Regions from separate parts of the Homo sapiens genome. Here region 1 is linked to region 2. The links are chromatin loops, found by intact Hi-C in ENCODE. Cell type or tissue: endothelial cell of umbilical vein. All regions are shown on one strand. Links, peaks and the distances in the headings refer to the core of each region. The heading gives the core; the rest is flanking DNA.

Evidence for each region. Hi-C counts contacts between places; a loop is a spot of excess contacts. Peaks named below come from ENCODE experiments on the same cell type or tissue, not always from the same donor. Only the 100,000 strongest peaks of a DNase experiment are listed, where the experiment ranks them.
Region 1: a loop joins it to region 2, with 6 times the contacts of the local background. A loop is called at or near these places in 5 of 110 quality-filtered maps.

What each region holds. Positions count from the first base shown.
Region 1 is chrX:103,402,412-103,406,812 of GRCh38, forward strand. It overlaps LL0XNC01-250H12.3 (a long non-coding RNA gene), which reads left to right and starts at 2,369. Exons shown (of 6, transcript NR_188440.1): 1 at 2,369-2,685. RefSeq lists an enhancer at 2,360-2,529. In endothelial cell of umbilical vein, for the core only: no CTCF peak of the experiment used is centred there; a DNase peak (open chromatin) is centred at 2,310; H3K4me3 peaks cover 835 bases; H3K27ac peaks cover 1,414 bases.
Region 2 is chrX:103,341,283-103,345,683 of GRCh38, forward strand. No RefSeq gene overlaps it. Among named protein-coding and RNA genes, the nearest start is that of TCEAL9, 13 kb to the right of the region's middle. In endothelial cell of umbilical vein, for the core only: a CTCF peak has its summit at 2,020 (motif pointing right); DNase peaks (open chromatin) are centred at 2,039 and 3,479.

The sequences.
Region 1 (4,401 bases), core at 226-4,225, 61 kb after region 2:
CAGATGATTGGATGAGGACCACCCACATTATAGAGGGCAGTCTGCTTTATTCAGCGTCCACTAATTTAAATGTTAATCTCATCCAAAACCGTCCTTACAGAAACACTCAGAATAATGATGATGAGATATATGGGTACCATGGCCCAGTCAAGTTGATGCATAAAATTAACCATCATACTTACACTAAAAAATTATTCATTTTTATCTGGAATTTAGATTTAACTGGATATCCTCTATTTTATCTGGTTGCCCTAAACATGGGGACTCTGTGCTGAACCAAGGTGCTCCAGGAAGCAACCCCAACTGAGCTGCAGGTGGCATCAGCACCAATTGTCTTTCATGTGAGTAAACTCTCTTGGATGTCCCAGTGGAGTGTAGCCCCACAGCCCCGCGAAACATACACCACATGCAGCAGAAAACACATTGCTGAGCTCAGTCAACACTCAGATTTCTGAGAGATAATAAATGGTTTGTTTTGGGGTATTCGTTAGGTAGAAATGGTTATCTAAAACATGGTTTGGGTGAACTTTTCCCCTTTTTCTGTACTTTGTTATCATTGGATATCAAAGGGATTCTCTTATCCTTGAAGGCTTGGTGGGACATTGTTATACTAATAATTTTGAGTATAGTCTCTGTGTTTGTTTGTGTGTGTGTATAAATTTCTGAATATTTAGTCAATTCCTTCTTGAAGGAATTTTCAATGGAAGCTATCACAATATATGATTTTCAACCTACTCTGAATTTAGAACCTAATTCCATGAGATGAGCCTCTATTGAAATCACATGAATTAAGGTACTGACAAAGTGTTGTCACAAATGACTCCACGGGGAAAGCCTCAGAGATTGGCTTTGGCTTGGTGAGTATTCGTTCTGAACAAGGGTTATTTACGTACTTTAAGAAGTGTTTCTGAAAGAAGAGATCTTGAAACTCTTTCTCCTGCTACAGGGGATAGCCTTGCAAGGAAGCTACTTTCCATGGGAACACATAGGACTCCTGCACCAGACAGCAGCTTGATATGCATTGCAGTCCTTGGCCTTTATGATTTTCCTGTCATGGCACTACTTGGTGGATAAATCTTTTTCAATTCTGTGGATCCTTCATAGGAAGCCCACATGCCAGCAAATCTAAGTCATCTTCTCCAGTATCTTCTTTATGAGGAATAAAGTCCATGTATTTTTCTTCTTTCATCTATTTATTACTTGATTTCAAGCTTAGACTTGAAGCATGGAGGTAAATTGCTTAAAAAATCCAAGCAATTTGGAGAAAGACAATAGAAATAGTTGAGCCAGTGAGGCACAGAAAGAGGAGTAGCACTGTGGGCCTATTGTAAGATCTACCTCTGGGCTGGGCTCGGTGGCTCATGCTTGTAATCCCAGCACTTTGGGAGGCCGAGGCAGGCGGATCACCTGAGGTCAGGAGTTCAAGACCAGCCTAACCAACAGGGAGAAACCCTGTCTCTACTAAAAATAAAAATTAGCTGGGTGTGGTGGTGCATGCGTGTAATCCCAGCTACTCAGGAGGCTGAGACAGGAGAATTGCTTGAACCCGGGAGGCGGAGGTTGCAGTGAGCCAAGATTGTGCCATTGCACTCCAGCCTGGGCAACAAGAGTGAAACAGTGAAACCCCATCTCAAAAAAAAAAAAAAAAAAAGATCCACCTCTGAGGGCAGGGAAGAACAAGTGCTCCTGAAGAGCAGCTTACTACCAAGAATTTTGAAGGGAGGCAGCCTGGGCAATGCAACCCCTTTTTCTTCTTCCCAACTCACCAATTAGAGAAGTTCCTCCTGTGACAGAAAAGGATTGAGTGTATAGAGAGTCTAGAAATGTTGTGGTCATGAATGTCCCTCCACATGTAGGAATGAAGGATAAGAATTTTCTCAAGACAAACCATTGCATGGTTGAATTGATTAGGTTTCTAGGCTTGCATTACTGAAATAACTCTGAGATATCTTAAATGACTTATTTTGTTGTTCCTAGATCTTTTAGTCACATGATTATAGACAGTCTTAGTTTTCTGCCACAGATGGATAACTGATTAGTGTGGTGTGTGAACTGTACATGCTCCTCCTCAGTGAGCTAGCTTATCTCCAAGAGCTCCAGGTCTCTGTGCACTGGTGATATTCCTCTACTGTCACTTTTAAACAAAACTACTGACAACCGGGACATTGTTCCATCAAACCTGGCAGAATTCTATCAATTGGCTCCGTCCCAGCCTAGTTCCTCTAATTATTATAGCTACCCAGGAAGCCGCCTGAAGAGTGAAGCCATTTTCTCTTTGTGAAAGCCAAGGAGTCAAAAGGCCACTCTATGGCATTTCCGGTGTGCTGGACCAGCCTGCGTATCACGGTTGCCATAGAAACCTGACGTCATAACGGCGACCGTGAAGACTTTTAAAATAGAGACCAACGTGGCCGGGCAGGAAGAGCAGGGTCCCGCCTTCAGGTGTTTGGGACTCAGCTGAGGGTGTGGGTGCCCCGCGGTGGGGGCTGAACCTTCCTGGGGTGTGGAGAGACGAAAGGAGCCCAGATCCAAGTTCCCTCGTTCCCGCTTTGGCATAAGTTGCCCTGGCGGTCTCATGAGAGAGAGAAAGAGCTGGGACCCTCCTCGCCCCAGTGAGTGTGATGTCTTGCTCCGGGTGTCCTGGGGCAACTTTCTATACAGGCGGGACGTGGGAGGATCAGACAGGTAAGGACTCTCTGAGCCCAGCGTCCCGTTCTGTAAAATGAGGATAAGAATGCACACCCACAGGATTGCTGCAACCTGCAGTGATAACACAGGTGCAAGATGATAGATAGCCCTGTGGTTGTTATGGGACGATGGGTGCTTTATGGATTCAGGCTATTTCTTTTCTTTTATTTTTTGAAAACAACAGAAATTTATTATTTTACAGTTTTGGAGTTCAAAAGTCCAAAGTAGGTCTCACTGGGCTAAAATCAAGGTGTCAGCAGGGCTATGTTCCTTCTGGAAGTTCTAGTGTAGAATGAATTTTCGTTTTTTTCCAGCTTCTAGAAGCTGCTGGCATTCCTTGGCTCATGCCCTCACATTACTCTAACCTCCATATTGTGGTCACATCTACTTCTCCGATTTTATTGCCTCCCTATTTCCCTCATAAAGACCCTTGTAATTATATCAGGCCCACCCATATGATCCAGAATAACCTCACCATTTTAAGATCATTAACTTAATCACATCTGTAAAGTCCATTTTACCATGTAATGTAACATATTCACTTGTTCCAGAGATTAGGACATGGATTTCTTTGGGGCAGAGGAGTGTTATTCAGCCTACAGCACAGTTGTATATTAGATACTGTGCTGGATAGCCTCAATTTGTCTCTTCAAAGCTTCCACCCCTCACCACCCTACTCTGTGCTTCACAGGTCTGATCCTTATAGATTACATCAACTCAGATCCCTTCTCCTTAGGCTTCCAGTTGGGTTTGGCCAATGGGAGATACTAGCAAGTGAGTGAGGGAAAGATGGGGTATGTGTCCCCAGTGCCAGATTCCTTGGTGTTGGGCTACAGGTTGGTAGTGGTTGTGTTCCTCTACCAAGGGCTCAGGCAGTTTCCTCATTCTTTTTTAAAGTTGTTATTAGGTGATAGATGGAAAGGAGAAGAAAAGGCCCTGGTGAGAAACTCATTGTTCCTTCTGTTGTTATGATCACTACCTGATTGTGTCAGTGTCATTGGTCACTAATTCAGTGCCCAGCATGGTTGCAGGCACAGAGTCACTTCAATAAAGCATAGTGATTGCTGGAGTCTGTCTCTCCCCAGGAAGCACTTCACGGGGGCAACTAAACTTATATCAGGTGTCTGAAGGAGGTGGGTTCTGATGATCTAGGTCATGATGACTGCTGAAGCTTCTACTTCAGATTTGCAGGACAGCAGTCCTCAGGAGATCTCTAGCACTTCCATCCTTGGTGGGATATGATGCCTGGCTCAAGTGAGTTCATAGATCTGAGCAGAAGTATGTTGCAGAATAGTAGCTGTGTAGTTCACAAAGTAGTCTAAAAGTAGAGCAGCCACTTTGATCTTATCACTGGAAAAGAGGCTCAACAGGTGGATTTCATTGCGTGCATCAGCAGCTACATGCTTTGTAGTATCCCTTGAGGCCCATTTGGAGCTACCTTTCTTAAAGCAATGAATTGTTCAGTTGGGGAAGAAACTTGATATTTAACATGCATTTGTAATAAATTTACACATAGTTTTCTGACTGTATAAATAATAATTCATTATTCCCATGTATCTCGGATGGAAGTTGAAATATGCAGGTGGTTAGAAGGTCTTCATAGCAATTTGAGATTGTAATATGCATGCTTTCATGGTTAGCGTGTTTTCATCCATTCTGCAATGTAATTTTTTAAGAGGCCAGGAATTTATTAAGTGTTAGTTAAATGTCAGG
Region 2 (4,401 bases), core at 146-4,145:
ATTCCTTATTGTTTGCAGAAGTCTCTGTTCCTTTAGCTTGTCTTCAGCCAGTGTTTTGACATATATTTCCTTGAATGCCAGGAGCTGAAAAAACAAAACCAAAAATGAACTAACTAACAAAAAATTAGAACACCTCTCCTAGTCTTTGGGCATTAGCTCTGTACTCTCCAAAACTTATTTACAGATAAACTTAGATCAGTGGTATTTTTTCAGCCTTTCTTCTTTTCCAATATATGCATTTGAGGGCATAGAATTTTTTACTAAGCACAGATATAGCTATATTCCCACAAATTTTCATGTGTTGCATTCTCATTTTCATTCATTTAAAGAGAATGGCACATTTGATTGTCATTTCTTCTTTTATTTACAAATCATTAAGAAGTGTATTGTTTAATTTCCAAACACTTTGAGATTTGTTTATCTATTTGTTATTAATTCTTAGCTTTATTTTTCTGTCATCAGAGAACATATTCTGAATTGTTTCAATACTTTGAAATGTGTTGAGACTTGGTTAATGGCCTAGTATAAGGTCAATTTTAGTAAACACTACATTTGCTCCTGAAAAATATTTATATTCAGCACTTGTAGGTTATGTTCTATGTAACATAATGTCACATTTGTTACTCTTATTGCTTAAATCTTCAATACTTCAACTGATAATTTTTATGATTCTATCAGTTACTTAAGGAGGTATGTTTACATGTCCCACAAAGACTTTACATTTCTCTATTTCTCCGTTTATTTCTAATAGCTTTTGTCTTGTATTTTTGAAGTAATGTTAGTAGAAACATACTGGTTCAGAATTTTCATATCTTTCTGTTAGATTAAATATTTTATTACTATCAAATATATCTCTTTTTCTCTAGAAATATTTCTTGTCTTTAAGTCTACGTTGTTGATTTTTTTCATAGCTACACCAGCTTTCCTTTGATTACTGCATGCATGTATTTATTTTGACTTTCAGCCATTCTCTGTTCTTACATCTAAGTGTGCCTCTTATAAACAGCATATAATTCATAATTTTATCCAATCTTATTTGGAGTGTTCAATTCATTTACATTAATTCTAATTATTGGTATATTTGTGTTTATGTCTCTCATCTTACTATTTGTTTTCTATTTGACTCTCCTGTTTTACATTTCTATTGATTAAATTAGGCCATAAAATCTTAACAGAGTAAAACTACGGACTTCCTAAACTTGCGTTCAAAATTGTGTGCCCATCAGATGTGGTGGATCATACGTGTAATCCCAGCACTTTGGGAAGCTGAGGCAGGAGGATTGCTTGAGCCCAGGAGTTCAAGACCAGCCTGAGCAACATGGCGAGACCCGGTCTCTCCAAAAACAGAAAAAAAAAAATTAGCGGGGCATGATGCTGCAGGCCTGTAGTCCCAGCTACTCAGAAGGCTGAGGTGGGAGGATCTCTTGAGCCTGGGAGGTAGAGACTGCAGTGAGCCATGATTGTGCCACCGCACTCCAGCCTGGGTGACAGAGTGAGACCCTGTCTCAAAAAAAAAATGTGCGCCCGTATATGTATGTGGGTGAGTATACCCATTTGTTCAAGGACGGTTATATACATTTGTTCAAGGTGTATGCATGTGCTGAGGAGAGAGCACATGGCTCTCATTAGTTTCTAAAAGGAGTTTATAACGTTTTTTAACTGCTAGAAAAGAACAGAGTTTGGATTTGGTTTTAATGCCTGGACTCTTAGCAACTGAGCCATATTCCTGCCCTAAATGTTGAAAGTCCCATTTCTTATCAGTCTCTATGTTCTCCTTGGCTGATCTCATCCATTTCTGTAGTTGTTGCTACAGTCCTAGGGATAATGACATTGAATTTTACACCTCTAGCCCATACCCCTTTCTGGCCCTACAGACTTTTATCCATTTCTCCAGTGGAACTCTCTTCCTGGATGTTCTAAGAGTATGTCAGTCTCAACAGGTCCAAAATTAGTTGCCCTGTTAGTCAAGATGAACACTATTTCTCTGCCTCAGACTTCCTGATCGGTGATGCACAAACTGCAGTGCTGTTTCTGGTCACAAGGTGGCCCTTTACTTTACTTTTTAAGTTTATCCCAGTTGTGTTAAAAGAGAAAAATCCACTATTATATCGTAAACAAGTTAGGAGATATTCTTTACTGTACAATACCTATTTATTTTTGAAAATGTTTATGGGTCAAAAATTTTGAAGGAATCTATTGGCACATTTCTCCCTCATGAATTCTGCATTCAGGCAGTAAGTATCTACCTTCTGTTTCCACTGCTGAGAAGTGTCTTAATTTTATATTGGATAGCTTTTCTCTGTGTCCTAGCTTCATAGTTTCGACCATTTCTAGCTTCATAGTTTCAAACCATATCTTCATAGTTTCAACTCCTCCTTAATTTCATATTTCTCATAACCTGGATTTATTGTGACCTCTCAAGTCCTTATGCTAGAGAATTTGCCTTTGCTTTTCTTTTTCAGTTCCCAGCATCAATCACCCGATTATCTCCATTATGCCCAGTTTTATCCAATGTGAGGGAAAACATCATTCCCCTTAGAAAAAACAATGGGATTGGGATTGGGATTTGACACTGCTAAAATTTTAAAAATATACATAATTTAAAAATTATATTTAGGAAAACAAGTGGCTGTCTCCATCTGTTCTAGTCATGGTTTTAATGTATTTATTATTTACTTTATTGAGAGACTGAGAGCACTAATTCTGGAGCCAAACAGTTTTGCTTATATCCTGGTTTTAAAACCTATTAGCTGAACAACTTCAGGTAAACTCTGCATCCATTAGTTTCCTCCTACGTAAAGTGGAGTCATTGATAGTATAGCCCTCACTGGTTTCTTTTGAGGAATTAATTGATTAATACCTGTAAATCACTTAGAACACTGGCTCACACTAAAAGTATGTTATGAGTATTGTTATTATTACCATTATTACCATTATATTCTGCATATTTCAAATTAACATGAATACAGAGGTATTCAGAATTTTTAATGGCAATGTGATTGAAACTGTACAAAAACTTTAAAAATAAAAAAACTGACTTTGAAAAAAAAAAGAACGGAAAAATCACCCTTAATCAAATATTCATTCTGATATGGTGACTTATGTTACACTTTTTCTATTGAATATGCACACATGCATGTATACACCTTACTTTCTTAATTATTAAATTACAGCATCTATAACATACATCATGGATTCAGGAACACTTTTTTGAGAAAAAGTAAACCATCACATAATATCTTCACATCTATTGTATGATGTATCCCAATGTGAGAAATATTGAAAGATTTTTAAAATAGAACCCATATTAGTCTGTTCTCACATTGCTATAAATAAATACCTGACACTGGGTAATTTATAAATAAAGAGGTTTAATTGGCTCACAGTTCTTCAGGCTGTACAGGAAGCATAGCACCTTTCTGCTTCTGGAGAGGCCTCAGGAAACTGTATTACAATCATGGCGAAGGCAAAGGGGGAGTGAGACATCTCAAATGGCCAGAGCAGAAGGAAGTGGGGGAGGTGCCACACACTTTTAAACAATCAGATCTCATGAGAACTCACTATCAGGATGACAACACCAAGGGATATGGTACTAAACTATTCATGAGAAACTGACCCCATGATCCAATTGCTTCCCACCAGGCCCCTCCTCCAACACTGGGGATTACAGTTCGACATGAGATTTGGTGGGGACACAGATCCAAACCATATAGGATCCTAACATAAAATAGGATAATTTACATCTTGTGATATATGTATTGCTAGGCTCTTAGGCATTTTGACGTATTTCCTTGCAATCTTTTTCTATGCATATTTGTACTCAATATTATTGTGCTTCCTCTGTACTACCAGTGGTTCTCCAGTGTTAGTGTGCATTAGAATCTTTCAGGGGAGCATGATAATTGTTTTGGCACCCAGTTAGAAGTTGAGTCATGGAACTTTTGGGGGATGCCAAAGTCTGTCCTGTTAGCAAGAAAGATGACAGGGATTCTGAAACAGGCAGTCTGTGTGACATTCTTTTAAAATCATGCTAAATTATATTCATCTTTTAATCTGGCATGTCATCCTTCCCCTAATAGGCTCCTTAGAAATACAAGTCTTGCCAGGCAGGGTGGCTCACGCCTGTAATCCCAGCACTTTGGAAGACCGAGGCAGGCAGATCACGAGGTCAGGAGTTCGAGACCAGCCTGACCAACATGGTGAAACCCCGTCTCTACTAACAATACAAAAATTAGCTGGGTGTGGTGGCACACACCTGTAATCCCAGCTACTCAGGAGGCTGAGGCAGGAAAATCGCTTGAATCCAGGAGGTAAAGGTTGCATTGAGCCAAGATCGCACCACTGCACTCCAGCCTGGGCGACAGAGCGAGACTCCATCTCAAAAAATATATATAATAAATA